Regions from separate parts of the Homo sapiens genome. Here all the other regions are linked to region 6. Evidence: chromatin loops called from intact Hi-C (ENCODE). Cell type or tissue: mammary epithelial cell. All regions are shown on one strand. Region 1 has its middle 210 kb from the start of LINC00498. Region 2 has its middle 270 kb from the start of SLC7A11-AS1. Region 3 holds the start of LOC105377444 (a long non-coding RNA gene). Region 4 has its middle 180 kb from the start of LINC00498. Region 5 has its middle 260 kb from the start of LINC00498. Region 6 holds the start of SLC7A11-AS1 (SLC7A11 antisense RNA 1).

What was found. A loop is a pair of places that touch in the nucleus more often than their neighbours do. Peaks named below come from ENCODE experiments on the same cell type or tissue, not always from the same donor. Only the 100,000 strongest peaks of a DNase experiment are listed, where the experiment ranks them.
Region 1: a loop joins it to region 6, with 8 times the contacts of the local background. A loop is called at or near these places in 5 of 110 quality-filtered maps.
Region 2: a loop joins it to region 6, with 14 times the contacts of the local background. A loop is called at or near these places in 18 of 110 quality-filtered maps.
Region 3: a loop joins it to region 6, with 11 times the contacts of the local background. A loop is called at or near these places in 7 of 110 quality-filtered maps.
Region 4: it touches region 6 in a loop (2.8-fold over the local background); 3 of 110 quality-filtered maps call a loop at or near these places.
Region 5: a loop joins it to region 6, with 10 times the contacts of the local background. A loop is called at or near these places in 9 of 110 quality-filtered maps.

Annotation. Positions count from the first base shown.
Region 1 is chr4:138,519,902-138,524,901 of GRCh38, forward strand. No RefSeq gene overlaps it. Among named protein-coding and RNA genes, the nearest start is that of LINC00498, 210 kb to the left of the region's middle. In mammary epithelial cell, a CTCF peak has its summit at 2,718 (motif pointing left); no DNase peak of the experiment used is centred here.
Region 2 is chr4:137,817,584-137,822,583 of GRCh38, forward strand. No RefSeq gene overlaps it. Among named protein-coding and RNA genes, the nearest start is that of SLC7A11-AS1, 270 kb to the right of the region's middle. RefSeq lists a silencer at 2,361-2,410. In mammary epithelial cell, a CTCF peak has its summit at 2,458 (motif pointing right); a DNase peak (open chromatin) is centred at 2,498.
Region 3 is chr4:137,730,229-137,735,228 of GRCh38, forward strand. LOC105377444 (a long non-coding RNA gene) reads right to left here and starts at 4,729. Exons shown (of 2, transcript XR_939236.1): 1 at 4,692-4,729. In mammary epithelial cell, a CTCF peak has its summit at 3,104 (motif pointing right); no DNase peak of the experiment used is centred here.
Region 4 is chr4:138,492,371-138,497,370 of GRCh38, forward strand. No RefSeq gene overlaps it. Among named protein-coding and RNA genes, the nearest start is that of LINC00498, 180 kb to the left of the region's middle. In mammary epithelial cell, a CTCF peak has its summit at 2,746; a DNase peak (open chromatin) is centred at 2,741.
Region 5 is chr4:138,574,996-138,579,995 of GRCh38, forward strand. No RefSeq gene overlaps it. Among named protein-coding and RNA genes, the nearest start is that of LINC00498, 260 kb to the left of the region's middle. In mammary epithelial cell, CTCF peaks have their summits at 1,932 (motif pointing left) and 3,026 (motif pointing right); no DNase peak of the experiment used is centred here.
Region 6 is chr4:138,087,923-138,092,922 of GRCh38, forward strand. It overlaps LINC00616 (long intergenic non-protein coding RNA 616), which reads right to left. Exons shown (of 11, transcript NR_037866.1): 7 at 3,021-3,117. It overlaps SLC7A11-AS1 (SLC7A11 antisense RNA 1), which reads left to right and starts at 1,092. Exons shown (of 7, transcript NR_038380.1): 1 at 1,092-1,384; 2 at 2,912-3,058. In mammary epithelial cell, CTCF peaks have their summits at 2,747 (motif pointing left) and 4,279; a DNase peak (open chromatin) is centred at 2,739; H3K4me3 peaks cover 171 bases.

The DNA of each region.
Region 1 (5,000 bases), 430 kb after region 6:
AAAGGATTCAATAAGAAGTATCTCTGTTTCTAGAACATTCTCAAGCAGAAGAAACAAGCTGGTTAGGAGGTAGTTTTTTTCTGATGTGACCAGTTTGATGAAGTGGATTAGTGAGGATCAGCCTCTCTCCTCTGGTAAAAAGGGACTGAGAAATCACTGGGAGAACCAGAAACTGGCCTCTGACTAGCACACTTCTCTCCTTCGGATGATGCTTTGAAAACTAAGTCAACTCTTTGGTTTCTGAATAGAAGCCCAGCAACAGATAAGTTGCAGTCCAAAAGGCTTGACGGATATGGCACCTATTGGTAGCCAGTTTCATTAAAGAAGGATACCTAGACAGCAAACTTATTTTACCTTGAGTCTAGAGGTGAATATTAAGGGAATAAGTGGTTGGTACCTCTACTTCAATCTTGGTCCTTCATATGCCCAATAAGTAAATAAGTCTCTGTTTCAGAAGTGTAAGTACTATCAGGAGTAATTAATTCCATTTTCTGTCCTGATAGTTGAGGCACTGTCGTGGGCTATTTCTGCTACTAACCTGGGTCTTCTTATGAATCCAGAACAAGATTTAAGGGTAAAACTGTGGTGATAAGACCCAGGGAGGAAAAGGTCATGCTGTCTTAAGCTCCATCAAAAGCAATTATGAACAGCAACAGGCTATGACATTCAGGACATCAGTACTAGGGAATAGCACTTAGAATTAAGACTTGAATTGGGTTTGTTAAAAGTATTGTACATGAAGACTTCCATAGTGTCTCTTATAGCTTATACTAGAAAGATTTTGACTAAGCCTAATGTACTACCAGCCAGGAACCACCTAATCTTATGCCATAATGTTATTTTGGACCGTGGATAACAGTCATATATGACTTTATTTTACTTATATCAACAAGCCTAGTATTTTATAGTTGTTAATTCAAAAGTACTTGTTAAATAAAATGGAATGGAACTAAATAGATCCTCTTGAAGAATCTAAAAATTAGCTAGATGTGGTGGCTCATGCCTGTAATTCCAACATTTTGGGAGGCCAAGGTAGGCATATCGCTTGAGCCCAAGAGTTCAAGACCACCCTGGGCAACATGGTAAAACCCCATCTCTACTGAAAAATAAATAAATAAAACATTTTTTAAAAAACCTACAGTTTAGTGTATTTTCCATCGTATGACCATGCTTTGTGTGACTTTGTTATGGAGAAATGATACATTCAATTAGAAAATATATATACTTTGCCTTCCATCTACTGCAAGAGTGATCAAAATTGTTACCTTTGAGGAACAAGTTTTCAAAGGCAGGTTTGCTGTCATATACAAGACATAGTGGAGAATCATAATTAAGTCATGTAATATCACTGATTAAACAAATGTATATCATGGAGACTAAAAGAAACATATTATATGATAGCCATTTCTGTAATTACAGCTACTTAAGAGGCTGAGGCCCAGGATTACTTGTGCCCAAAAATTTGAGGTTGCAGTGAGCTATAATTGTGCGACTGCACTCCAACCTGGGTGACGGAGTGAGACCCTGTCTCTAAAAAAAAAGAAAAAGTGCTGCTGGGGTGAGGGTGACAGACAAGATACCTGACTAGACACAGCCAGGAAGTCTTGCTCCAACCAAAAGAATCCAAATTATCAAATAAACCACCATATTTTAGCAGATCTTTGGAGAGAAAATGCCAAGAGTGGATGGAGAGGCAATGGTGAAGCTGAGGCTGAAGTCGGAGGAAGCTGTGAACCCTGCATGGGGTACCTGAACACCAGGGCAAGTTTCTGGCCCAGAATGGCTTCTGGGAAAGGGGTGAGTGAGGGAACTGGGGGACTGCTCACTTTTACCGTGGACCTCTGGGATCCTAGCTATAAGGGGACCCCACATCCCCCATGGATGTATGAGCTGGCAGGGGAAATCTCCCTGGGGTACAGGCAGAAATAGGTCTTCAGACAGTGTGGGGCCTGGGAGCTTTTGTGCATTGGGCAGCTCCAGCAGAGAGTGGCCATAGACACCCATCACCCAGGGCTCCTCATCCCCCTCCAGTAGGCACATGACCTAACTGTCCTCCAAGCCAGGAGAGAGTGGAGCCAGCTTCGCTGGGGGACTGGGACATCTGCTCGGTGACGTCTTCTGCCTGGCAGCTCCTCCCAGGGCCCATGCCTAGCTGCCCTGTAGAAGTGAGTGCACAGCACAGCCCCTAAAGCCCAGCCTGAGTGCAGTGCTGCACCTGAGTACTTTCCCAGTGACCCAGGAGCACAATGGATCCCCTAGTGCAGCTAGAACCTGACTGCGAGCCACAAGGCATCCTGGTGCCCCAGGACTGTGGTGCACAGCTTGGAAGTATGAAGCCAAGATCTGTGGCCAGCACTAGAGCTGTGGAGGAGGCTGCACCCTCAGACCACTGAGAGGGGAGAGATGTGCAGGTTCTCAGGCCAGGGCAGAGTAGGGTGTGTGTCCTCCATAGGGCCAGTTTAGAAAGGTTATGGCATATCTCCCTGCTGCAGCTTCTACCTGACAGGGCCCCACAGCCCAGGAGACCTAACAAAAGAAGTGCACATGCAGTGCAAGTCTTCAGAGGGAGATCCACCAAGGCCCAGGAGTGGATCTGACGAGGGACCATCTCTCCCTCCACCACAACAACAACAGAGCATCACTGCAAAGACAAGGAAATACAAAAGAGCCCCATGGCTGGGTATTAACCTAGCTACCAGCCATTACACTTAACTGCCATCTACTGGATCACAGTCCAAACTACAACAACAAAAATTATCCTGCTAATACATACACCTGTGAAACCAAGTTCAAGAATTCACCCACACATAAAGATACTGTACAGAGCCCTGGCCCTCTAAAAGCATTCATAAATGAAGCCAACTGACTATACTCAACTTTCACCACAATTAAAAGAACACCAACCCCACCCCCCCGACCACCAGATGAGAAGAAAAGAGTTCTGGCAATTCAAAAAGCCAAAATGTCCCCTTACTTCCAAATAAGTACACTAGCTCCCCAGCAATAGTTCTTAACCAGTCTAAAATGACTAGAATGATTGACATAAAGTTCAGATTCGATGGCAAGGAAGCCCATCAAAATTCAGGAGACAGTTAAAACCCAATCCAAGGAATCCAGTAAAATGATCCAAGAGCTGAAAGAAAAAAAACTTTTAGTTTACTTTGGTTCTTTCTTAAAATAGCTATTTTTGAGGTTTGAAAACCTCACTGCAAGAATTTCATAATACAATTAAAAGTATTACCAGTGGAATAGACCAAGCTGAGGTAAGAATCCCAGAGCCTGAAGACTGGTTCTTTAAATCAATTCAGTCAGATGAAAATAAAGAAAAAAGAATTTTTTAAAAATGAATAAAACCTCTGAGAAATATGGGATTACGTAAAGAGAACAAATCTACAATTCATTAGCATTCCTGAGAGAGAAGAAAGAATAAGCAACTTGGAAACTATATTTGAGGATATAGTCCATGAAAACTTCCTTAATCTCACTAGGCACATTGACAGGCAAATCCAAGAAATGCAGAGAACCCCAGCTAGATACTATACAAGATGGCCAGCCCTAAGGCACGTGTTCACAAGATTCACCAAGGTCAATACAAAAGAAAAAAGCTTAAAGGCATCTAGACAGAAGGGTCAAGTCACATAAAGAGATAACCTCATCAGGCTAGCAGCAGACATCTAAGCAGAACTTGTATAAGTCAGAAGAGATTGAGGGCCTATTTTCAGCATCCTTAAAGGAAAGAAATTCCAATCAAGAATTTCTCCTAAACTTCATAAGTGAAGGAGAAGTAAAATCCTTCTCAGATGAGCAAATTCAGAGGGAATACATTTTACCTAGACCAGCCTTACAAAAAGATCCTTAAGGGATTGCTAAATATGGAATCAAAAGAATGACACTTGTTACCACAAAAACACGCTTAAGCACATAGCTCACAGGCAGTATAAAGCACCTATACAATCAAGTCTATATAACAACCAGCTAACAATGCAATGACCTGATCAAAATCACACATATCACTACTAACCATGAATGTAAATGGATTAAACAAACCACTTAAAAGTCACAGAGCGGCAAACTGCATAAAAAGACAAGACCCAACAATCTGTTGTCTTTAAGACACCCATCTCCCATGCAGTGACACCTACAGGCTCAAAGTAAAAGGATGGAAAAAGAGCTACCATGCAAACAAACAAAAAAAAAAAAGAGCAGGAGTCGCTATTCTTATATCAGATAAAACAGTCATTAAACCAATAAAAATTAAGAAAAGCAATGAAGGACATCACATAATGATAAAGGGTACAATCCAACAAGAAACTTAACTATTCTAAATATATACACACCCAACACTGGGGCACCCAGTTCATAAAACAATTTCTTCCTAACCTATGAAAAGACTTAGACAAGCACACAATAATAGTGGGATACTTCAACACCCAATTGACAACATTAGACAGATCATCAAGCCAGAAAACTAACCAAAAGACCCTGGACTTAAACTTGACACTTGAGCAACTGGACCTAAGAGAAATCTACAGAACACTCCATTCAACAACCACAGAAAATTCATTCTTCTCATCTGCACATGGGATCCAGATAAAGCATGTTAACAGGAAAGTTTATAGCCCTAAACACTGGTATCAAGAAGTAAGTTAGAAAGATTTCAAATTAACTATCAACATTTTGTCCTAAAGTAACTAGGAAAAAAATGAACAAACAAATCCCAAAGCTAGCAGAAGAAAACAAACAACTAAAATTAGAGAGGAGCTTAATGAAATTAAGATGCAAAAATCCATACAAAAGATCAGTGAAACCAAGAGTTGGTTTCTTGAAAAAATAAACAAGATCAATAAACTGCTAGCCAGATTAACAAATAAAAAAGAGAAGATACAAATAAGTACTCTCAAAAATTACAAAGATGACATTACCACTCATCCTACAGAAATACAAAATATACAAAAGATCTTCAGAGAATACTATGAACAACTCTGTGCACACATATTAGA
Region 2 (5,000 bases), 270 kb before region 6:
CCTTCATAAAACTAGAAACGTTAGAATTGAAAAACTGAAGAGACTTGTGAATTTTCTTTTAGTTTTTCTTTAAACAAAAACCTAGAAGTACTGAGTTCAAAACCCTAATGCACCATAGTTGTGAAAAATATAAGAATACTAATGATAAAATTACATTATGTAATTATTCCATATATCACCTCATGCTAAGTGTGTTCACTTTCATCATCTAATTTAATTCTCACAACACACTTATGTTATAGGAATTTTTTTATAGATAATGAATTGCAGCTTACAAAAATTGTCCAAAATCACATATTTCTCTCCATGTTGTATTTTTACATTTAAGCCTAGTGAATAGGTTTTCTCTTTAAAATTATCTCAGGATAGACTGTCTTAGTTTTGTGTTTTTTTATATAGTGGACTTGTCTTTTTTTTTTACTGTCTTTGAGTCTACTATATCTAATATATGTATAGCTACTCTTGCTCTTTTTCAGTTTCCATTTGCATGGAGTATCTTTTTCTATCCATTCACTTTCAGTCTATGCAAGTTCTTAAGGTGAAGTGACCCTCCTGTAGGCAACATATAGGTGAACCTTTTTTTATTCATTCAGTCACTGTATGCCTTTTAATTGGAAAATTCAGTCCATTTTCATTCAAAGGGGTAGAGTAATTTTCTCTAGTAGTACGTTTCAAATTTTTGCTTTTTATTTTAAATGCATCTATTATAAGTTTTTACTTTATGGTTACCATGAGACTTACAAAAAACATCTTAACGTTATAAAAGACTATTTTAAACAAAAAACAATTAACAAAAAAATCTACTTTTTTTTTTTTTTAAGACAGAGTCTTGCTCTGTTGCCCAGGCTGGAGTTCAGTGGTGCCATCTCGGCCTCCCGGGTTCAAGTGATTCTCCTGCCTCAGCCTCCCAAGTAGTTGGGATTACAGGTGCTGCCACCACGCCCAGCTAATTTTTTGTATTTTTATTGGGGACGGGGTTTCACCATGTTGGCCAGGCTGGTCTCAAACTCCTGACTTCAGATGATTCGCCCACCTCGGCCTCCCAAAGTGCAAAAATCTGCATTTTTACTCCATTCTCCCCCATTTTGAATTTTGGATGTCAGAATTTATATCTTTTAATGTTGTCTATTCTTAATAAGTTATTATAGTTATTAGTTTTAAGTTTTGTCTTATCTTCATATGTGTAAATATAGTGTATGAGTGAAATATATATACTATATATATATACCATATATAAACTATATATATAGTTTACATGCCATGATTGTAATATTAAAAAATTCTGAATTTATCTGTGTACTGACTTTTACCAGCGATCTTCATACTTTCAGCTGCTTTTGTGTTATAGGTTAGCATCCATTTGTTTCAGGTTGAAGAACTCCCTTTAGAATTTCTTGTAAGACAGGTTGGGTGGTGATGAATTCCATTAGCTTTGTTTGTCTGGGGAAGTCTTTACTTCTCCTTCATGTTTGAGGAATAGCTTTGCTGGGTACAGTATTCTTGATTAGGAGGTTTTGTTTGTTTGTTTACTTGTTTGTTTGTTTTTTCTTCAGCACTTTGAAAATACCATCTTACTTCCTCCTGTCCTCTAAGGTATCTGCTGAGAAGTCTGCTTCCAAGAATATTCAAACTTCCTTTTATGTTATTTGATTATTTTCTTTTGCTAGTATTAGGATCTACTCATCGTCTGTGACTTTTGAGAGTTTGATTATTTTATGCTTTGAAGTAGGGTTATTTGGGTTGAATCTGACTGGTGATCTTTGACCTATCTATACCTGGATATTTATTTCTCCACATTTGGAAAGTTTCCTGCTTGTTATTTCTTTGAATATTCCTTCTACCCCTTTGTCATCCTCACTTATTCTTGAATACCAGTGACTAGTACATTTTCTCTTTAGATGTTGTCCCATAGATATCTTAAGATTTAATTCCTCTTTATTATTTTTTTCTTTTTCCTCTTCTGTGTTTTCAAATAGGCTGTCTTTGCATTCATGGATTCTTCTGCTTGATCAATTCTGCTGTTGATGTTCTCTGTTGCATTTTTCAGTTTGTTCAATGTATCTTTCAGCTATTTGATGTCTATTTGATTTTTTAATAATTTCAATTACTTTTTTAAATTTTTAAAGTTCTGAATTATTTCTGTGTTTTCTTGGAGTTTATTGACTTTCCTTTAAACGGCTATTTTGAATTCCTAGTCTGAGTGTTCACATATTTCCACTTCTTTATGGTCATTGGTATCCTGTTTTGTCCATTTGATGAGGTCATATTTTCCTGATTGCTCTTGACGCTTATGGATATATATCAATGTCTATGGATTTAAAAATTTAAAAACTATTTGTTCCAGTCTTTGCTATAGGCTTTGTGTCCAACTTTTTATTATATTCTGTCTAGACATACTGTGCTGATTGATACAGTGTTTCTTAGTTTGAGATTACTGCCTTTTCTTCAGCACTAGATGGAGCCCTAAACCCAGGTTTGCTGCAAGTCTACTGTGGGCTCTGAGGTTGGCATAGCATTTAACTTGGATAGGCCTAGAGGAGACCCAAGAAAGTTACCTGAGCTATGTGGAAACACCAGCTAGGGAATCATGCCTACACAACCCATAGACCATTCTTCCTGAAACATGGCATTGCTCAACAGCCTCTCTGATTTTGTGTTTCCTCTGGTGAGAATGGAGAGCAGCCATACTGACATTCTGGCTACTGCTAGCCCCATCCCCATTCTTTGTCTCTAGCTGGTCTCAAGTGCTTTAGCGCTGCAGGCACTCACTACAGGCACTCCTGTAGGTCAAGGCAAAAGAGAGTTTCCTGTGAAGAGACCCAGGATAGTGAGGAAGCTGAGTGTATTTTAGTTTTTAATACATAGCTATCTTAACTAAACATGTGTATAAAAATAATTTATTTTCATTAGAAATAATTTTATTTTTACCCTAACATGTTTTTCTTTACATTGATGTAATATAAATTCCTATCCTTTGAATTGATGGTGATACAAATGAAATGGGCTTTTTGAAAACTAGTGAATGCATGGTTATCTGTTAAGAGCTGAGGCATAGAGTAAAAGCCCAGTGAAAACTGAAAAATATGTAAGTCATCATGAAGATGATTTAGAAACTAAAAAATATTAGTTTGCTAGATCTGTGCCAAAACAGTGGTTTTAAAAAACAAAAATTTAATGCCTTACAGTTCTAAAGACTAACGCCTAAAATTGAGGTATCAGCAGGGCCATAACTGCTCTGTGACTGAAAAGAATACTTCCTTACCTCTAGCTTCTGGTTTATCAGCAATCTTTAGAGTTTATCCGCTTGTAGATAGATGTATCACTCCAATCGCATGGCTATTTTTTCTCTGTGTCTTCATATCATCTTTTCCCTGTGCATTTTTGCCTCTGGGTCCGAATTTTCTCTTTGTATAAGGACAATAGTCATATTGGATTAAAAGCCACCTTAGTGACCTCATCTTAACTTGGTTAAATCTGCAATGACACTGTTTCCAAATAAGGTCACATACTCAGGTTCTGGGGTTTAGGGCTTCAGCATATCATTTGAAAGGAATACAATTCAATTAATAAGAGTGGTAAATAGGACTTTCTCATGCTTTTCCCTCAGCAAAATCATGAAGTAAAGGAAACTGATTCTTGGATTATACCAAATCTTTTTATTGTGCTCATTTTTGTTGGTGAGTCTGATCCCTTCTCTCTCCTTCTCATTAGGAACGCTGAGCTCAGTGCCCATGCATGTACTCTTCCCTCTTACTCCTCTCTCATCATAATCAAACTGCTCATTGGTCTTATATTCACCCTCCATCATAAATTATAGCTTCAGGGAGTATGTACATGTGGGGTGAAATGGATCCTTAAAGAAACAGAGTATATAGAGCATAGCAGAAAGCATATCCTGTTTATAGAGGCTTTTCCAAAATAGTTTATTCCTAATTTTCTTCAATGCTCATGCTAATAGCTATGATTCATTTTTAGACTCAGACTCAGAATAAATATAGCATTCTAATTATTTTTAAGGAAAATGTATTTTTCCTTAATAATAAATAAATTGTGCTACTTTTATCTGTTTGAAGTAATTAAAACGAGGATTTTGATGTTTTAATCTACAAAATTATACTGCAGGCACAAAATCAGAAATATTGAGTTAAAAGAAGAACGGACAAATTATACCAACTTTCAGTTACATTGTAGTAAATTCCTTTTGGCAACCTGTATACATGTATACAACAGATAGACCTAACTGAGTTTTTAAAGAACAATTTCAATATATTCCTAAAGCCATTTTCAAGGATTTCTGTGATTGAGGGAAAATAAAAATAAGAGAAGTTAATTAAAATGATTGAATTTTGTCAGTTTTAGCAAGGTAAGCTATATCCCATCAAAGACAGGGTGGATGCAATATAAAGAAAATAAATCAAATATGAAGATATTAAATTATTTAACAATAATTTACATAGTTTTGAATTAATAAGACTAGGCAAGCTTAGTGAATAAAGAAATGTGCATATATTTACTTAAAAACAACACATTTAAAATATGCTTCTAGTAAGTCTGACTTTTTTAAGGGTACACAATACAGTTGACATCAATCTAAAGCACTGGCATTCGATTTCTTATTATTTTGCATTACTAAATATCAAGTGTATAAATAATTATCATGCATAAATATAGGCTGGTTGTTCAAAATAACTTTCCACAGTGTTTCATCTATTTTGTATCCAGCTAAAATTTAACCCTATCTTCAGAGGGACAGTAGTATTTTAAACCAAGTCAATTAATAGTCTATATCAATCAGACAAAGGTATATTTTTTCTTAAAATAAATCCTACAAATAGCTTAATTTTAAGTTAATTCCTGATATTTGCATTATTTATTTCATTTAGAAACATATTGCACATATATTTGAAGATAAAATATTTAAGTTTTATCTTTCCAAAAGCTTGACTATCATCTTATCATGGACACTCAGAATGTCAAAATTAGGACATGTAGCCATTCTT
Region 3 (5,000 bases), 360 kb before region 6:
TTTATTATTACTTTTTATTCTCTATTTTTGGTTGGTTTGCTTTTCTAGTTCATTGAGATATATTATTAGGTTGTTTATTTGAACTTTTTCAACTTTATTGATATAGGCAGTTAGTGCTATAAAATTCCCTCTTAACAGTGCTTTTGCTGTATCCCATAGGTTTGACATGTTGTGTTTACATTTTCACTCCTTTCAGGAAGTCTTTAGTTTTCTTCCTCTTCTTCTGTCTCTCTCTTTTTTTTTTTTTTTTTAAATGGGATAGGGAACAGGGTTTCACTCCCATCATCCAGGCTGGATTGTAATGGCACGATCTCAGCTCAAAGCAACCTCTGCCTCCCAGGCTCAAATGATTCTCATGCCTCAGCCTCCTCAGCCTCCTGAAATCCGTATTGTTTAATTTCCATGTGTTTGTATAATTTCCAAAGCTTTTCTTGTTATTGATTTTTAGTTTTGCTCCATTGTGGTTAGAAAAGATACTCAGTATAATTTTAATTATCTGAATTATTTAAGACACATTTTTGGACCTAACATGGTCTATAATTAAGAATATTCCATGTGCTGAGAAGAAGAATGTGTATTCTGCAGCCATTGGATAAAATGCTCTGTAAATATTTATGAGGTTCATTTCGTCCATACTGCAGATAGAGTCAGATTTTTTGTTGATTTTCTGTCTGGATGATCTGCCCAATGCTGAAAGTGAGGTGTTGAAGTTCCTAGCCATGATTATATTGGGGTCTATTTCTCTCTTTAGGTGTAATAATATTTCCTTTATATATTTGAGTGCTAACGTGTTGAGTGCATATATATTTACAATTATTATACCCTCTCACTGAATTGATTGCTTTATCATTCCATAATGACCCTGTCTCTTTTTACAATTTTTATCTTGGAATCTATTTTATTTGATATAAGTATAGCTATGCCTGCTCTTTTTTGGTTTCTATTTTCATAAAACATCTTTTTCCATCCTTCTACTTTTAGTCTTCTTTTGTTTTAACCTATAAAGATGAAATAAATTTCTTGTAAACAGCATATAGGCAAGTCTTGTTTTTTTATTCATTTGGCCACTTTACATCTTCTGGTTTGAGAATTTAGTCCATTTACATTCAATGCCATTATTGATAGATAAAATTTATTACTGTCATTTTATTTGTTTTCTGGTTGTTTCATTGTTTCTCGTTGTCTTCCGTCCTTTTTCTTGCTTCCTTTATTTCTTCTTTCCTTCCTTCTTGCCTCCTTTCTTTCCTTCCTTCCTGTCTTCCTTTTTATAGAAGTGATTTTCTGTGAGAGTATGTTTTAATTTCTTCCTTTCTGTGTATTGTGTATCTGTTACAGGTTTTTGTTTTGTGGTTGCCATGAGGCTTGCAAAAAATATATTATAACAAATTACTTCAAACAGATGATAACTTAACTCTGATTATAAAGAAAGGAAAACAAGCAAAGAAGCAAAGAGAACACTAAAAAAAGTCTACTCTTTAATTCCATTCACCCTTCTTTTTGACGTTTGATCGTTTCTATATGTATCTTTTCATACTCTCTATATCTTAAAAAGTTGTAATTATTATTTTTGATAGGTTTGCCTTTTATTTATTTACTTTTTTTACTAAAGATATAAGTGGTTTGTTTACACACCACAATTACAGTGTTAGGATAGTCTGTCTTTTTTGTATACTTACTACTACCAGGGAGATTTCTATATTCAGATGATTTCTTTTTGTTAATTAGCATCATTTTCTTTCTGATTGAAGAACTCCCTTTAGCATTTTTTATAAGACAGGTCTGGTGTTGAAATCCCTCAGCTTTTATTTGTCTGGGAAAGCCTATTTCTCCTTCATGTTTTAAGGATCATTTTGCTGGACATAATGTTCTAGGTTGGATTTTATTTCCCCTGCACTCTTAATATGTCATCCCACTCTCTCTTCACCTGTAAAGTTTCCACTGATAAGACTACTACCAGACATATGGGAGCTCTTCTATATGGCATTTCCTTATTTTCTTTTAAAGCTTTTAGTGTCCATTCTTTATCCTTGACCTTTGACGGTTTTATTATTTTATGGCTTGAGGTGGTTTTATCTCGGTTGAACCTGCTTGATGTTCTATAAACTTACAGGACACAAATATTCATCTCTCTCTCTAGGCTTGGAAAGTTCTCTGTTATTATTTCTTTGAATAAATTTTCTACTTTGATCTCTCTCTCACTCTCTCCAATTTCTATAAAGCCAATCACTCTTAGATTTTCCCCTTTGAGGCTTTTTTTCTAGATCTTGTAGTTGTGTGTCTTTATTTTTTTTTCTTTTCTGTCTGTGTATTTTCATATAGCCTGTCTTCAAGTTTGCTATTTCTTTATGCTTAGTCAATTCTGCTTTTAGGAGACTGATGTATTTTTCAGTTTGTCAATTGAATTTTTAGTTCCAGAATTTCTGCTTGATTTTTAAAAATTATTATTCCAGTCTTTTTGTTGTGTTTCTCTGATAGAATTCTAAATTCTCTGTGTTATTTTCAAGTTCACTGACCTTCCTATAGACAGCTATTTTGAATTCTCTGTCTGAAAGGTCACATATCTCTAACACTCTAAGATTGGTCACTGGTGCTTTTATTTGGAGATGTCATGTTTCCTTTCAAATTCTTTTTTGTTTTGTTTTTTGAAACGGAATCTCACTCTGTCGCCCAGGCTGGAGTGCAGTGGCGTGATCTCGGCTCACTGCAAGCTCCGCCTCCTGGGTTCACGCCATTCTCCTGCCTCAGCCTCGCGAGTAGCTGGGACTACAGGTGCCCGCCACCACGCCCGGCTAATTTTTTTTGTATTTTTAGTAGAGATGGGGTTTCACCGTGTTAGCCAGGATGGTCTCCATCTCCTGACCTCGTGATCCGCCCGTCTCGGCCTCCCAAAGTGCTGGGATTACAGGCGTGAGCCACCGCGCCCGGCCTCCTTTCATATTCTTAATGCTTGTGGACATTTGTCAAGGTCTAGGCATTGAAGAGATAGGTATTTATTTTGATCTTGAGAGTCTGGGCTTGTTTGTACTGGTCCTTGAAAAGGCTTTCCATGTGTTTAGAAGGGGTTGAGTGCTGTGATCTAAGCCCGTGGTCATTGCATCCATATCAGCACTAGGGGGCTCCCTAAGCTCAGGAATGCTGCACCCTTAAGGGACTCCTAGAGGGAGCGGCAGGCTTGAGTAAGATAAGAAAGAAAATTCGTGAAGCCTTCCGTATTTTTTGGAAACCATCATCCTCAGCAAACTAACACAGGAACAGAAAACCAAACATCGCATGTTCTCACTCATAAGTGGGAGTTGAACAATGAGAACACATGGACACAGGGAGGTGAACATTATGAGAGCTGCTGGCAGTCCTCACAGCCCTCGCTCGCTCTCGGCGCCTCCTCTGCCTGGGCTCCCACTTTGGCGGCACTTGAGGAGCCCTTCAGCCCGCCGATGCACAGTGGGAGCCCCTTTCTGGGCTGGCCAAGGCCGGAGCCCACTCCCTTAGCTTGCAGGAAGGTGTGAAGGGAGAGGCGCCAGCGGGAGCCAGGGCTGCGCGCGGCGCTTGCCGGCCAGCTGGAGTTCTGGGTGGGCGTGAGCTTGGCGGCCCCGCACTCGAAGCAGCTGGTCCGCCCTGCAGGCCCTGGGCAATAAGGGGCTTAGCATCCGGGCCAGCGGCTGCGGAGGGTGTACTGGGTCTCCCAGCAGTGCCAGCCCGCCGGCGCTGCGCTCGATTTCTCACCGGGCCTTAGCTGCCTTCCCGTGGGGCAGGGCTCCGGACCTGCAGCCCGCCATGCCTAAGCCTCCCACCCCCTCCATGGGCTCCTATGCGGCGGGAGCCTCCCCAACCAGTGCCACCCCCTGCTCCACGGCACCGAGTCCCATTGACCACCCGAGGGCTGAGAAGTGCCGGTGCACGGCACAGGACTGGCAGGCAGCTCCACCTGCGGCCCCAGTGCGGGATCCACTAGGTGAAGCCAGCTGGGCTCCTGAGTCTGGTGGGGACGTGGAGAACCTTTATGTCTAGCTCAGGGATTGTAAATACACCAATCGGCACTCTATATCTAGCTCAAGGTTTGTAAACCCACCAATCAGCACCCTGTGTCTAGCTCAGGGTTTGTGAGTGCACCAATCGACACTCTGTATCTAGCTACTCTGGTGGGGCCTTGGAGAACCTTTGTGTCCATACTCTGTATCTAACTAATCTGGTGGGGATGTGGAGAACCTTTGTGTCTAGCTCAGGGATTGTAAACGCACCAATCAGCGCCCTGTCAAAACAGACCACGCGGCTCTACCAATCAGCAGGACATGGGTGGGGCCAGATAAGAGAATAAAAGCAGGCTGCCGGAGCCAGCAGTGGCAACCCGCTTGGGTCCCCTTCCACCCTGTGGAAGCTTTGTTCTTTCGCTCTTTGCAATAAATCTTGCTACTGCTCACTCTTTGACTCCACACTGCTTTCATGAGCTGTAACACTCACTGCGAAGATCTGCAGCTTCACTCCTGAAGCTAGAGAGCCCACAAGCCCACCGGGAGGAATGAACAACTCCAGATGCACTACCTTAAGAGCTCTAACACTCACCGCCAAGGTCTGCAACTTCACTCCTGAGCCAACGAGACCACGAACCCACCAGAAGGAAGAAACTCCAAACACATCTGAACATCAGAAGGAACAAACTCCAGGTGCGTCACCTTAAGAGCTGTAACACTCACCACGAGGATCCACGGCTTCATTCTTGAAGTCGGTGAGACCAAGAACCCACCAATTCCAGACGTAATTACACAGCGGGGCCTGTCGGGGAGTCGGGGAAAAGGGAAGGGAGAGCATTATAACAAAAACCTAACACATGCCGGGTTTAAAACCTAGATGACGGGTGGATAGGTGTAGCAAACCACCACCGCACATGTATACCTATGTAACAAACTTGCACGTTCAGCACATATATCCCAGAACTTAAAGTAATTTTTTTTAAAAGAAAGAATTCCCTGGGTTACTAAGGGAATTACTAAGCAAAGGCTCTC
Region 4 (5,000 bases), 400 kb after region 6:
GCAATAACAAGCAACCCTCGAGATCTCAGCAGTTTGAAACCACAGCAGTTTTATATCTGCCTCATGCTATGTGTCCATCATAGGCCTCTGCTCTCACAGCCTCTCAGGGATCCAACTTGCTTGTGTTTAAACAATCACTGAAGAAGTGGGAGAAAGCTTAATTAATCAAGCAGTAAAGAGTCTTCCTAAAAGTCATAAACATCACTTGTTCTCACACTTCATTGGTCAAAGCAAGCCACATGGCATCACCCAAGTTCATGTGGGCAGGGAAGTACAATTCCTCCGTGAGCTAGGGATAACCAGATATATTTGGTGGACAGCTCCTACTCACCTTGTGATAAAGGAAAGAAGTAAGAAAGCAGAAGTTTTAACAATCGGCCCAGAAAATACCCAAAGTCTTTTCAATGACATTCATCCTATTTCTTTATAATGCACACCAGGAAGAAGAGGATGAACAGAGTAAAAGTTACCATTTCCCTCATAGTATATTCTACCTGTAAATGTAGGGTTTAAATGATCTTTTCTTCCTCTTTTGTTTCCATGATAAAGCTAAATGTGAACTTGGCTGGATTCAGAACTTGCGTCTATTAGATTAAAATGGATAGTTCCTAATGTTTATTTACAGTCTATGCCAGATGCTATTCATAGTGGCTTATGTGGATCATCACATATAATCTTCATAGCAACTTACATGAAGTAGGTAGATACTATCACCATCCTCGTGTTCCAGATAAAGAAGGTTAAGAAGAACACAGAACTCGTTAGTGAAAGAGGGTAGATTCCATTTCAGGCATGGACTCCACACCACACACTCTCAATCAACATACAACAGTGAGTAACACTGATAAAATATTTTATTATATAATGCCACTTGAGCTTGTATCTTTGTATAAATGCCAGTGTACGACTGTAATTCCGAGAAAGAGTTTCCAAAACAGTATTCCAGCATGTTCCTCCATTTTTGAAAAAAACCGCTGGCTTTTCACTTCATAAGATTTCATACATTAAATGGAAAAATATGTAAAGAGTGTTTTGGAGCTATTTTATAAACTTTACATGACTCTAAACTAATTAGAGAATTTAAAATTTTACCAAAAACGAGTAAGACTGAAAATTTATGAAGAACACACTGGGATCATGACAATATTCACAGATGCCACATTTATAACTCTGGAATGGCATCCATGGAGACCATGTAAATGTCACCCCCTAAAGTTGTGCAGTGCACAATGTGTATGACCATATGCTGAGGCCCTAATGTTTTTATGGGAAATCTGCCATCACTTGTATTTCTATTCTGATGCTGAGTCTTAATATGCAGTCTTACTTTGATTTTTGTTTCCCAAATAGCTTCAAAATTGTAATACCTTAAGTTCTTCTCCAAATTGGAAGTAGAGAATGTTGTCATACTGACATGAGAAGCATTATAAAAACCAGTCTTAAATGAGCCATCTCATGTTGTCATTTCATTTGCTTAAAGAGTCAGTGTCTGGGTCTACATATGTAAATTATATTAACTGAACTGGAGAGCTGCAAAAATAGTTGAATTTAAGGAACTATATTTACTCAAGCATATAATAACAGCTAATCAATTCAACTATTTTAAAACGTCTTAGAAATATGTCACATACAGACATTATATGTACTGGTATCTATGGGGGGAAATCATAATTATTTTCAAGCATGCAAGAAAGAAACACTACTTCAGTTTATCAACTTCAACAGCTTCCTATTAGAATCTCAGGAAAACTGCTCGATTATTCCTCTTCTTCCACAGGACCCCATTACAGGCCCCACGGGATCTCTCCACTATTGCTATTGTGTCTTAATTTTGTTTTAATCCTATTTTCAATCCTCCAATCCACTCCAATGTCAGCAAAGTGCTGTTGATCTTGAGAAGTCCTTTGTTGTAAATCCCACTGAGCCACTTTCTGCAGAGAAGCTCCCCCTTTGAAGACTTGCCCCAGTGGTCTTTGTGTTGGCTGCTTCACTGAAGGAAAAAGCAGCATGCCTTAGGTAAAAATTTTTTGCAGTGCCTTTTCAAACAGTATTTGTACACTTTAGTAGTCATCACAGAGTCTCTGCTGACCTAAAAGATTTGCAGCTTTATAAAAGCTGTGGCAGATGCTAAGAATATTCATCAACCCTTTTCTTCTTTTGAAACAGGCCCAAAAATGAATGACTTGTGGGCAAATATTGATTTCTTTTCCCAAAGATCAACTATTAAGCATGAAAGAACACCTAAACACAAAATCGAAAGGTTTACCTTGTCAAACTAGGACAGAACGTAGACCACCGCACTTTCCTACCTGAGGACACAAGGGCCAGGGAACAAATCAGAAATGTAATGTCTGTGGCACTTCTCTGTGAGTCTTCTCTGGCAACCGAAGCTGAATAAATGAAGCAACATAAAGCTGTGCTTCTCCAACTTAAACTTTAATGTGAGTATCAATTACCAGGGATCTTATTAAAATACAGATTCTGATTCCCTGGGTCTGGGATAGAGTCTGGTATTCTGCATTTCTGACTAGCCTCCAGGTGATACTGATTCTGCTCATCTAGGGACCTCGCTTTGAGTAGCAAGTGTTTAGGCCACTTACTAGCAGGAACTAAGCACAGTATCCTACAACAGCAAATGTCTTTCCAACAAGAAAGACGAGAGCAAATGCTGATGCCACATCTGCACTGCCTCAGAAAATAAAGAAGGGATGAGGAGCCCCCGAGTGGCACTCTGTGCCCATAAAAAGATCACATCCACATGAGAAGGATTGAGTGAGGCAATGGGGTTGGTGCAAGGAGCTCAGCAATCCCTCTGCTATGCACTGGGGGCACTTGGTTTGGTTTTCACATTACCAGCCTCAGCGAGGTGGAACAGAGGATTACAAAGGGATAATCTAAATGGCAATTGCAAGTGTATTGCTGTGGTCACCAGCACCTTTTCCATCAGTATTTTCCATTTCTCCAAAGCCATATGGAGCAGTTGATCTATTTGGGTGATTTCTTAAGAGAAAATGAACAATACATGGTCCCGAGTGGTAAGTGTAGTGAAAGTTAAAAATGATATTTTCTTTTATCCCAAAGACTCCAAAATGTTCACAGATCTTACTATTATCATAAAAATAAATGACAAAAGGGATTTAGTTCAGTTAGAAAGCATCCTGCTATTGGCCATGTAGATAAACTTAAAATAAAACACACTGTCTTCTAGCCTTCAGCAGCTTCTAGCCTTCAGCAGCTTCTAGCCTTGAGCATTGAGATAAAAGTCCAATATGAAGTTTCCTAATGATTTGAAGAGCTAGCTGTTTTAACAGAGATCATGGGAAAAGAGTTAGAAAAAGAGAGATTTCAAATCCAAAACTAAAAAAAAATAGTAGATGTATGCTTCAATAGATTTGTTCCTTTAGCATATGCTCCATTGATCTTTCTGAAATTCTTCCAGGTGAGTTACCTGCTCTGTCCAAAAGGGATCACCATCAAAAAAATAAGAAGTCTTTTTAGACTAACAATTCCCTTTAGTTGAGGCAGAGACTTTGGCCAAATTTACAAAGAAACATTTTTCACTGACTTGCCAAAGATATATATCAAGAGTATACGTAAAAATGAAAAAGAAATTAGACACAATTGTTTAAAAGCCAGTTATGAGAGCACCAAATCTACAGTGGTAGAGATTTGAGTTGGAGCCTGATTAGAAGGAGAACAGCCAAACAGAACCTGGCCTGACTTATAATATTACACCCAAAGCAGGGACAATCTAATTGGTGGGCTGAGTAGGTAGCCACCTACATGAAATAAAAGGGTTGTAGCGAATCTTCCTCTATCCCAGTCCAAAAGCATCTTTTGCCTAAAATTCCAAATTAGACACCCTATTCCTATTAATATATCCATGGGAGAAGTAACACCATAAATTCTCTTGAATCCTTAATATATTTCATTGGTTTGTTATTAGAGCCTCTTTGCATTATCTAGCCGTAGACACATTTTTTAATAGGTTTTGGGTGGAACGACCATCCTGGCTAACAAGGTGAAACCCCGTCTCTACTAAAAATACAAAAAAAAATTATCTGGGCGTGGTGGCGGGCACCTGTAGTCCCAGCTACTCGGGAGGCTGAGGCAGGAGAATGGTGTGAACCCAGGAGGTGGAGCTTGCAGTGAGCTGAGATTATGCCACTGCACTCCAGCCTGGGCAACAGAGGGAGACTCCGTCTCAAAAAAAAAAAAAAAAGTTTTGAGGGGAACAAGTGGTGTTTTGTTATATGAATAAGGTCTTTAGTGGGGATTTCTGAGATTTTGGTGCACCCACCACCCCAGCAGTGTACACTGTACCCAATGTGTAGTCTTTTATCCCTTGCCACCCCCCACCCATTCCCCCAAGTCCCCAAAGTCCAATGTATCATTCTTATGCCTTTGAGCTCCCACATAGGAGTGAGAACATGCAATGTCTCGTTTTCCATTCCTGAGTTACTTCATTTAGAATAATAGTTTCCAATTACCTCCAGGTTGTTGTGAATACCATTGTTTCATTCCACTGTATGTCTGAGTAGTATTCCATGGTATTATGTATCACATTTTCTTTATCCACTCATTGATTGGTGGGCATTTGGGCTTGTTCCGTATTTCTGCAATTGCAAATTGTGCTGCTATAAACATGCGTGTGCAAGTATCTTTTCTGTATAATGACTTCTTTTCCTTTGGGTAGATACCTAGCAGTGGGATTCACTGGATCAAACGGTAGGTCTACTTTTAGTTTTTTAGGAATTGCCACACTGTTTTTCATAGTGGTTGTATTAGTTTACATTCCCACCAACACTGTAACATTGTTTCCTTTTCACTGCATCCTCACCAACATCTATTAATTTTTGATTATGACTATCCTTGCAGGAGTGAGGTGGTATCACATTGCGGTTTTGATTTGCATTTCCCTGATAATTAGTGATGTTGAGTATTTTCTCATATGTTTGTTGGCCATTTGTATATTTTCTTTTGAGAATTGCCTATTCATG
Region 5 (5,000 bases), 490 kb after region 6:
TCAAGAAAAACTAACCCAAATACCTAAACAATTTTAAAGTCATTAAAAACATTGATCGGTCTAAGATAGAGTCAGGGGCCAAATGTAATCTCAGAGCCATATGTTCACTTATGTGTACAACTGATTAAAGATGTATTGGTAAAAATCTTATATCTCAACATTTCCAAATATTTTCTTCATGAAGATACACTCAGTGACACTCACATTTGGGACTACTAAGATTATTTGCCTGTGATACGTAATCTGTGCATAGAAGCTGTGAAATCACCTCTTTACCTCCCACTGACCCTTACCAATAGTGTATTAGAACACTAGCTTTGAGAACCAATGTTACGTATTTCAGTACGTAAATACACTATGCGTGTCATCCTATGTAAGGAAATCTTCCAAATTACTAAAGCTTATTCCTTTAAGTGTCCAAATTTTATTTTAATTCTAATTATATTTCCACAAAAGCATAGCCAGGTATAGAAACAAGTGCTTTAAGATATTTTTCCTTTACCAACCACCCTATCCCAAACTTCTATTTTTTATGGCTCCCTGGATAAAGATTTTGTTTTCTAAAGTTTGTTGTCTGAAATCTATGACATATAGGACTTTTTATATACAACAAATACCTATATTATGGGTTACTACGGAGTCTGCAATCACTGGAAATATATACCTTGTTCATTCAAGGTACTACAGACTATGGATGTGAGAAAAAAAAAAGGCAGAGATCCAGCAATACAAATACTAAGGTATTCCTCTTCCCCCAAAATATTTTGGCATATGATAGATCATGATGATGACAGAAAGTATAATAGGAGTATGAACGCTTAGTAAATATCTTTTTCTTTGAGACAAAACTGGAGCATGAGAGATTATGTTTGCTCCACATGCCATCTATCATGAGGTCGATAAACTCTCTTAAGAGTCTATGAGCCAGACTAGCCTATGTCTTCTCTATGCTACTCAGAACCTTAAAGGGCTATAACAACTATGTCAACAAGATGGTCCAGGTATGAAAAAATAAGTATAATCAGAATATTTGGCAATAGCAGAAAAGACAAAAAATTTGCTCCTGATTGGTGACCCTAAAAAAAAATTAACTCGTTTTTATATTGCCAAGTAATGAGTACCACAAACATCTTCAATACATGCTTGTCCCCCTCACCTCAGTTACATACGATTAACCTCCAGTTCATTTTTCATAGTTTGTTTTCCTTTTGGCTAGCCTAAATCATGATGCTGCTTTTGAATAGAAGAAACTTGAGTGGGTGTGAATGTAGTCAATACTAGGTCTTTTTGGGGAACAATCTGGCTTCACCCTCACCTTCCTTCCCTAGAAAACCAAAACAAATATCTAGCATAACAATTATTACCAGCAGTATCCCAGACCTCAAAGCTGAGGCTGAGAAAATTTCTAGGGCCACAGAAAAGTAAAAAACTCCAAGCAGGTGGTAACACAATTGGACTTCTGTATCTGCAACACCCCTGTCTCCAATCTGCCAGGCACTATACGTGGAAAAATACCCCTGGATTCAACAGTTTCTACACATGGCAAAGTGAGATCAAGGTGGGCAGCCAGTTTCCTCACCATCTTGAGTTCCCTTGCAGGGAAACCTTTTCTACCTCAACCCACAGAAACATTGTGAGTGCCTATAGAAAGAAAAACCCCTGAAGGCAGCTAAAGACAAAGTGGGGAGACAGGACTAGCAACCCTAGCCTGTTAAATTCTACTCTTTATCTCAGCTAAAGACCATGCCAAATCAGAGTGGTTATTCAGCAGCACCATGCTGTAGGCGGTAGGCTCCACAGGTCTTCTAAGCATGAACCCTGACTCAGATTTTCAACATTGTTGGGGTGTCTCCTTTAAGACCTCCTCCCCAATTTGAGACAAACAGTGCTCCAAATCTTTGCAAGAGCTGAACGAAGCTGGGTTTATGGCACCATCTAGTGATGAAAAGGAGGCAGTTATCTAAGTAAACGTACCTTAGGAAGACCAAAGAAGCCAGAGAGTAAAGCATGGAATAAATAACCAATCCTTCAGTGCAAAGCCATAGACATACATCCACAAGAAACAATAGTAAACAGGGAACCATAACATCCCCAAGTGGAAAAAATAAGGAGTCAGTGATCAACTCTAATGAAATGGTGATACGTGAGCCCTCAACTCAAGAATTCAAAATAGAAGGTCTAAGATCACTCTAAGATAACACTGAAAAATCATTTCAGAGATTTATAAGAAAAATTTAACAAATAGATTAAAATAATTTTTTTAAAATCAAACAGAAATCCTGGAACTAAAAAATATATTTGCTGAACTGAAAAATGAATTAGAGGCTCTCAATAGCAGACTAGATGAAACAGAAGAAAGAATCAGTGAGCACAAAGAGAGCCTTCAAGAGAGTTTGAATTTCTCCTCAGAAAATGAGATTTTCTTTTCTGTGGCATTGTCAGGCTGCAAATTTTCCAAACTTTTATGCTGTGTTTCCCTTTTAAAGCTGAATGCCTTTAACAGCACCCAAGTCACTTCTTGAATGCTTTGCTGCTTAGAAATTTCTTCTGCCAGATACCCTAAATCACCTCTCTCAAGTTCAAAGCTTCACAAATCTCTAGGGCAGGAGTAAAATGCCACCAGTATCTTTGCTAAAATGTAACAAGAGTCACCTTTGCCCCAGTTCCCAACAAATTCCTCATCTCCATCTGAGACTACTTCACCCTGGATTTCATTGTCCATATCATTATCAGCATTTTGGTCAAAGCTATTCAACAAATCTCTGTGGAGTTCCAAACATTTTTCCCATGTTCCTGTCTTCTTCTGAGCTGTTCCAACCTCTGTCTGTTACCCAGTTCCAAAGTCACCTCCACATTTTCGGGTATCTTTTCAGCAGTGTCCACTCTACTGGTACCAATTCACTATATTAGTCTGTTCTCACACTGCTGATAGAGACATACCTGTGACTGAGCCATTTACAAAAGAAAGAGGTTTAATGGACTCACAGTTCCACATAGCTGGGGAGGCCTCACAATCATGGTGGCCACATGGTGGCAGACAAGAGAAGAGAGCTTGTGCATGGAAACTCCCCTTTACAAAACCATTAGATCTCGTGCGACTTATTCACTATCATGAGACCAGCACAGGAAAGACTAGCCACCATTATTCAATTACCTCCCACTGGGTCCCTCCCACAACATGTGGGAATTATAGGAGCTACAATTCAAGATGAGATTTGGGTGGGGACACAGCCAAACCATATCAGGAAGGTCATAGATTACCATACAGATTCAGTAAAAATAAGACCACCCCAAGGTATATAATAATCAAACTCTCAAAGGTCAAAGACAAAGAGAATACTAAAAGCAGCAAGAGAAAAGAAGCAAATAACATAAAAAGGAGCTCTGATTTATCTGGCAACAGACTTCTTATGTAGACTTGGAAAAAGTAGAATGGCATATTCAAACTGCTGAAGAAAAAAAAACTGCCAACAGAAAATACCATACCCAGAAAAAAAAGCTTTTCTTCAAAATGAAGACAAGAGAAACTCTTTCTCAAACTAAATTTGAGAGAATTCCTCACCAGCAGATTCATCTTACAAGAAATGCTAAAGAGAATTCTTCAACCTGAAAAAAAAAAGAATGCTAATGTGCAAAAAGAAAACATTTGAAAATGTAGAGTTTGCTGGTAAAAGTCAGTATACAGTCAAATTTAGAATAATCTAATACAGTAATTGTTGTGTGTAATCCACTCACATCTCTAGTATGAAAACTAAAAGACAAATCTACCAAAAATAATAAAAACTACACCAATTTGTTAAGAGATAGCCAATATAAACAGATAATTGAGACAACAAAAAGTCAAAATGTGAAGAGAAAGGAATTAAATTACAGAGTTTTTTTAGTTTTTCCTTCATTTGTTCATCTTATTTTTTTGTGTGTATGGTCCAAGTTATCATCTGTTTAAAATAACTTGTTATATCTATAAAATGTTTTTAAGTCTTATGATAACCACAAAGCAAAAACCTATAATAAATAAACTAAAAATTTCAATAGATGGTGAAAAAGCAGTTGACAAAATTCAACTCCTGTTTATGGAAAAAAAAACTCTTAATAAACTGGGTATAAAAGGAACATCCCTCAAAACAATAAACGACATAGATTTAAAAATTCACAGCTAACATATTGAACAGGGAAAAATTTAAAGCTTTTCCTTTGGGATCTGAAACAACACAAGGATGCTCACTTTTACCATTTTTATCCGGTATTTTACTGGAAGCCCTAGCCAGAGCAATTGGGCAAGAGAAAGAAATAAAGGCATCCCAACTGAAAAAAAAAATCAAATTATTACTGTTCACAGATGATGCAATATCATATTTACATTTACAAAGACATATTCTTATTCTCAAAAATTGATACATAATGGTTGTACATATTTGGGGGTATACGTGGTATTTTCATACATGCATACAATGTGTAATGATCAAACCAGGGCAACTGGGACATCCATCACCCCAAACATTCACTCTTTATGTTGGGATCAAATTTTTCTTCTTCAGCAACTTTGAACTATATAACAAATCTTGTTAACTATAGTCACCCTACTATGCTGTCAGACACTAGATATTATCATTCTATCTAAATATTTTCGTACTCATTAACCAGCCTCTCTTCTTTCCTCTCTTCCTTCTACTCTTCCCTCTGGTACATCAAATCAACTCTCTACCTTCCTAAGATCTACTTTTTTAGCTACCATGTATGAGTGAGAACATGTAACATTTGTCTTTCTGTGCCTGGCTTATTTAACTTAACAAAATGACCTCCAGTTCCATCCGTGCTGCTGAAAATGACAGGATTTTATTCTTTTTTATGATGAGATAATATTCTATTCTGTATATGCACCATATTTTCTTTATCCACTCATCTGTTGGTCAATACTTAGGTTGATTCCATATATTAGTTACGGTGAATAGTTCTGCAATAAAAATGGGAGTGCAGATAATTCTTTGATATGCTCATTT
Region 6 (5,000 bases):
TCGCTGGCTCAGGAGTGAAGCTGCAGACCTTTGCGGTGAGTGTCACAGCTCTTAAGGCACACTCTCGACTTGTTCGTTACTCCCCGGTGGGTTCGTGGTCTGGCTGGCTTCAGGAGTGAAGCTGCAGACCTTCACGGTGAGTATTACAGCTCATAAAGGCAGTGTAGACCCAAAGAGTGAGCAGTAGCAAGATTTATTGCAAAGAGCGAAAGAACAAAGTTTCCACAGTGTGGAAGGGGACCCTGTACAGTTGCCATTGCTGGCTGGGGCAGCCTGCTTTTATTCATCCTGCTGATTGGTCCATTTTGCAGAGAGCCAATTGGTCTGTTTTACAGAGAGCTGATTGGTCCGTTTTGACAGGGTGCTGATTGGTGCATTTATAATCCCTGAGCTAGACACAAAGGTTATCCACGTCCCCACTAGATTAGCTAGATACAGAGTGTCCACTGGTGTATTTACAAACCCTGAGCTAGACACAGAGTGCTGATTGGTGCATTTACAAACCTTGAGCTAGATACAGAGTGCCGAGTGGTGCATTCACAATCCCTTAGCTAGACATAAAAGTTCTCCAAGTCCCCACCAGATTCAGGAGCCCAGCTGGCTTCACCCAGTGGATCTCGCACCGGCCGCAGGTGGAGCTGCCTGCCAGTCCCGCGCCGTTTGCCCCCACTCCTCAGTCCTTGGGTGGTCGTTAGGACCGGGCGCCGGGAGCAGGGGGCGGCGCTCGTTGGGGAGGCTCAGGCCGCGCAGGAACCCACGGCGGGGGAGCGGGGAGAGGAGAGCAGGGAGGAGACTCAGGCATGGTGGGCTGCAGGTCCCGAGCCCTGCCCTGCAGGGAGGCAGCTAAGGCCCTGCGAGAAATAGAGCACAGCAGCTGCTGGCCCAGTTGCTAAGCCCCTCACTGCCCGGTGCTTGCGGGCTGGCCGGCCGGCTGCTCCGAGTGCGAGGCCCGCCGAGCCCACGCCCACCTAGAACTCGTGCTGGCCTGCAAGCGCCGGGCGCAGCCCCGCAAGCACCGCGCGCAGCCCGGCAAGCAACGCGCGCAGCCCCGGTTCCCGCCCGCGCGGAGCCCACGCCCACCCGGAACTCATTCTGTCTGGCAAGCGCCGCGCGCATCCTCGGTTCCCGCCGCGCCGTTGCCGCCGCTCCTCTCCCTCCTCACCTCCCCGCAAGCTGAGGGAGCCGGCTCTGGCCTTGGCCAGCCCAGAAAGGGGCTCCCACAGTGCAGCGGTGAGCTGAAGGGTTCCTCAAGCGCGGCCAGAGTGGGCGCCAAGGCCGAGGAGGCGCCCAGAGCCAGCGAGGGCTGCCAGCAAGCTGTCACCTCTCAATAGGAACTGGTACCAACCTACTTACGAAGAAGTATTTGTTTTAACCTGAACCTGGGGTAAGATTTACTCAAAGATTATTTCAGAGTCTAACCCACTCTTAAAACCATGTTTATACATTTACTAGAAATATAAGTCAGTGTCAATGGCATTACAGGGATCGATGGAAAGCAAGTACCTCAATACCTGTTCGACAATTAGGTCATGCAGAAAATCACTAGATGTACGATTCAGTAATTTTTACTTTTATTGGTAGAATTTGGAGAGAAGGAGAAGAAATATGACAAAGAGTAGCAGACATTTAAAGAAAAGGTAAAAGTCAACATTTGCAACCGGGTACTAAAGACTCATTCCTGTTAAAGGAGAGCAGATGTAACTGCTCAACTGCTTCACAATGCCTTTGGTGATAGCTCTTGCTGGGACATGTGGATGAATGCAGTTTTCTCTCTTCACAATTGCGTTGTTGCTTTAGCCAGAACGCTGTGGCATTTTACCAGCCTTTCCCTTCTTGGTCACATTTTTTACAAATATAAAGAAGAAAGAAAATGAACACATTGCAAGTAATTTCTTCTTCATTTTGGTGTGCTATTGAACAACACCGGTGTGCCCCTGTGGTCCTGGCTGCCTGCTTGCTGCTAACTTCCCCGGGCCTCTAAGGCTTGGGCATAGGGAGGCAGAAGATTGTTTGCGGTTTTTCGCTTTTTGCTTTTTCATTGGCGTGACAGTGCCCAGCAGTCTAGTCTATTCTTTCCTTTTTCATTTTTTCACTGGTGTGAAGGAGCACAGTCACTTAGCGAAAGAACGACCTGCGGCTAAAGGGAGCGAAGAAGAAAGGAGCAGGCCAGCCTGGCCTTTCTCTGTGGCCTGAAACTGCCTAAAGTTAATTGCTCACATAAGAAGAATAACTCGTGGTGCTGTAATTGAATTTTTATGGAAATAAACAGGTGGCAGATTTACTATAGCTGGGGGATAGTAGGGGGCGAAATGCTGTAGCCACATTAACCTGTTTAATTTAATAGCTTCGGTACTCATAGGGGGGAAAGAAAAAAGCAGTGTTGCTCTTTGAGTCAGTTGGATGCCAAATGTAAATAACTACAGTTACCCTAGCATGCCCAAGTGGTTGAGCAAAAAAGGGCTTTGTGCCAGCTTCAACTTGGTTTTCATGTTTATTAATTAAGCTCCTGGAAGTTTCAAAAACAGAAGTTTTAACTCACAAAGAACTGGGAAAAAAAGGAAGAGGAAAGAATTTGGCAAAGGGAAAATAGACCGATAGACAGACAGACGGACGGACGGACGCACGCACGCACGCTCGCTCTTCTTCCATTAATGGCACAGCACCAGTCTGTGATAGATATTAGGAGCACTCTATACTGGACACAGGAAGGAAAAACTAAAGGCTAGCTTTGCACGATGCTGCCCCCCAGTGGTAAGATTTTGGAAATGCATTTTTATATTAAGTAGAAGAATCAGTAACTGGTGAGATATGCAGAGAACACCATTAGCTTCTTGACGTAGCTGACGTTTACTTTTAAGCCAAATACCAGGAATAAAAGTTTGTGTTGAAATTTTTGTCTATTTGACTGCAGGGAAAAACAACATGAACTGTTCGTCTATCTATATCGTCATTATTTTTTACCTCATGGATTGAAACAAATTTTAAAGGAAAAAAGAATGTTAAGAAAGAGCAGCACTTACTATCAGGGAGGCACCTCACGAGCATTGTAAACACTCAGGTGAGTAAAACACGTGCATCCTCTGCCAGCTTTCCCAGGCTTGAGTGGTGGGCAGATTCCTAGATGAAGAATTTAAGATAAAATAGAGTTTGCTAAGTATTAAAAAGCACACAAAGAAAAATTAGTGTGAGCGTGAAGTAGAGTATCCAAAATTCATTTTATCAATAAGAAACACTTTACACACTATTTGAATTACCTCATCAAATACCTAATACCCAAGATTATCAGAACCAGAGAAATCCAGCCAAACATTGCAATGGAGCTAAAGAGTAAAAACAAACCCAAGACTAAGCTGGCAAGAAGTCAGAGAGCCTGAAGGGTGCTCTTTCCTCTTACCAGTTTTGTTTTTGGTCCCATAAACCTTTAGTAAGTCCTTGCTGAGTGCATCACACTTTACTGACTGCACTTTAGGGTGTCAACTGAAGAGTGATTAACTTCATAAATCTGAAAGGAGAGCTTAAAGGTTCTTCTCATGAAGGGTTGGAGCCTGCCGGCGACCATTCTGACAGACTGAGAAGTGTAGCCTCTGGCTAGAAGCTGGAAACAGGCATGTAGAGGGTAGGATAGGAAAAATAAGATGGATTTATGGCTAACAGGGTGGCTAAGTATACATATTCAGCAGGTCATAGAAGGAGATATAAATATTCACAAAGGGGAGGCACAGCATGTGTAACATGCATCCCATGTTCACTCTGGGATGAAGACTTAACATTTAAATGTGTTACAATTAGACCTTATACATCAAAAGGTGAACCAGAGGACACAAAGAACCTCTATGTGGCAGCCTACAAAGACGGGCCCCAGGAGCACTTCATGGTCAATGGTCTCTTATCAGGAAGGAATGCTGGTCAGTTGCTGTGTCGAAACTGTGAAAAGGGCCAGGTGCAGTGGCTTACGCCTGTAATCCCAGCACTTTGGGAGGCCGAGGCAGGTGGATCACCTGAGGTCAGGAGTTTGAGACCAGCCTGACCAACATGGCAAAACCCCGTCTCTACTAAAAATAAAAAATTAGCCAGGTGTGGTAGCAGCCACCTGTAATACCAGCTACTCGGGAGGCTGAGGCAGAAGAATCACTTGAACCTGGGAGGTGGAGGTTGCAGTGAGCCGAGATCGTGTCATTGCTCTCCAGCCTGGTCAACAAGAGTGAAACTCCATCTCAAAAAATGAAAATAAAAAATAAATTAAAAAAAAAAACTGAAAGGGAGGGGCAGCATCAGGCAGTTGGTTCCTATAGGTGGCAGAAGGAATCTTTCAAAAGGGCTGGTTACTGTTAAACACCTAGGGAAGAGAACCTAGTGGCGGTTAGCAAGGGAGGAGGTATACGAGGCACATCTGACCTCCCATCGTGTCATGGCTGTGAACTCCATTTTTAAGGTTTCTCTGAGGTCCCGTTGGGCAAGAAGGGGTCTATTCAGTTGGTTTAGGGACTTAGGATTTTATTTTTGTTTCTCAAAGGGCACTTTTACCCCATGTGCTGATGTCTGTCCGTGCACAGCCTCGGGCTCTTCTCTCCTCCGTCTGCATTTTTCCACATAATGGACCTCATTTCCCATCTATGGACCAATGACTTCCATATTTATTTCATCACCAAACCAGTTCCTATTATTTATCCTCATGTCTAATTTCTCACTCAACATCTTCATATGAATGTGTGTCAGGCCCCTCAAATATTATAGGTCTAAGATCATTGGCCCCAATCTTATTCTCATTCAGTATATACACGATGAATATATATACATATTTATGTATATCCTGCTATGCAAACCAGAAATATAAGAACACTGTTTTACATTTTCTACTGTCTCACACCCAGTGTTCAATCCATCACCAACAGTCAATCATGAGTCCTATTAATATTAATTCCTAAATGTCTCATAACTCTATCTACCTATTTCTATATCCATACAACAAACTCTCACTGCAACAATTCAATAACATACCT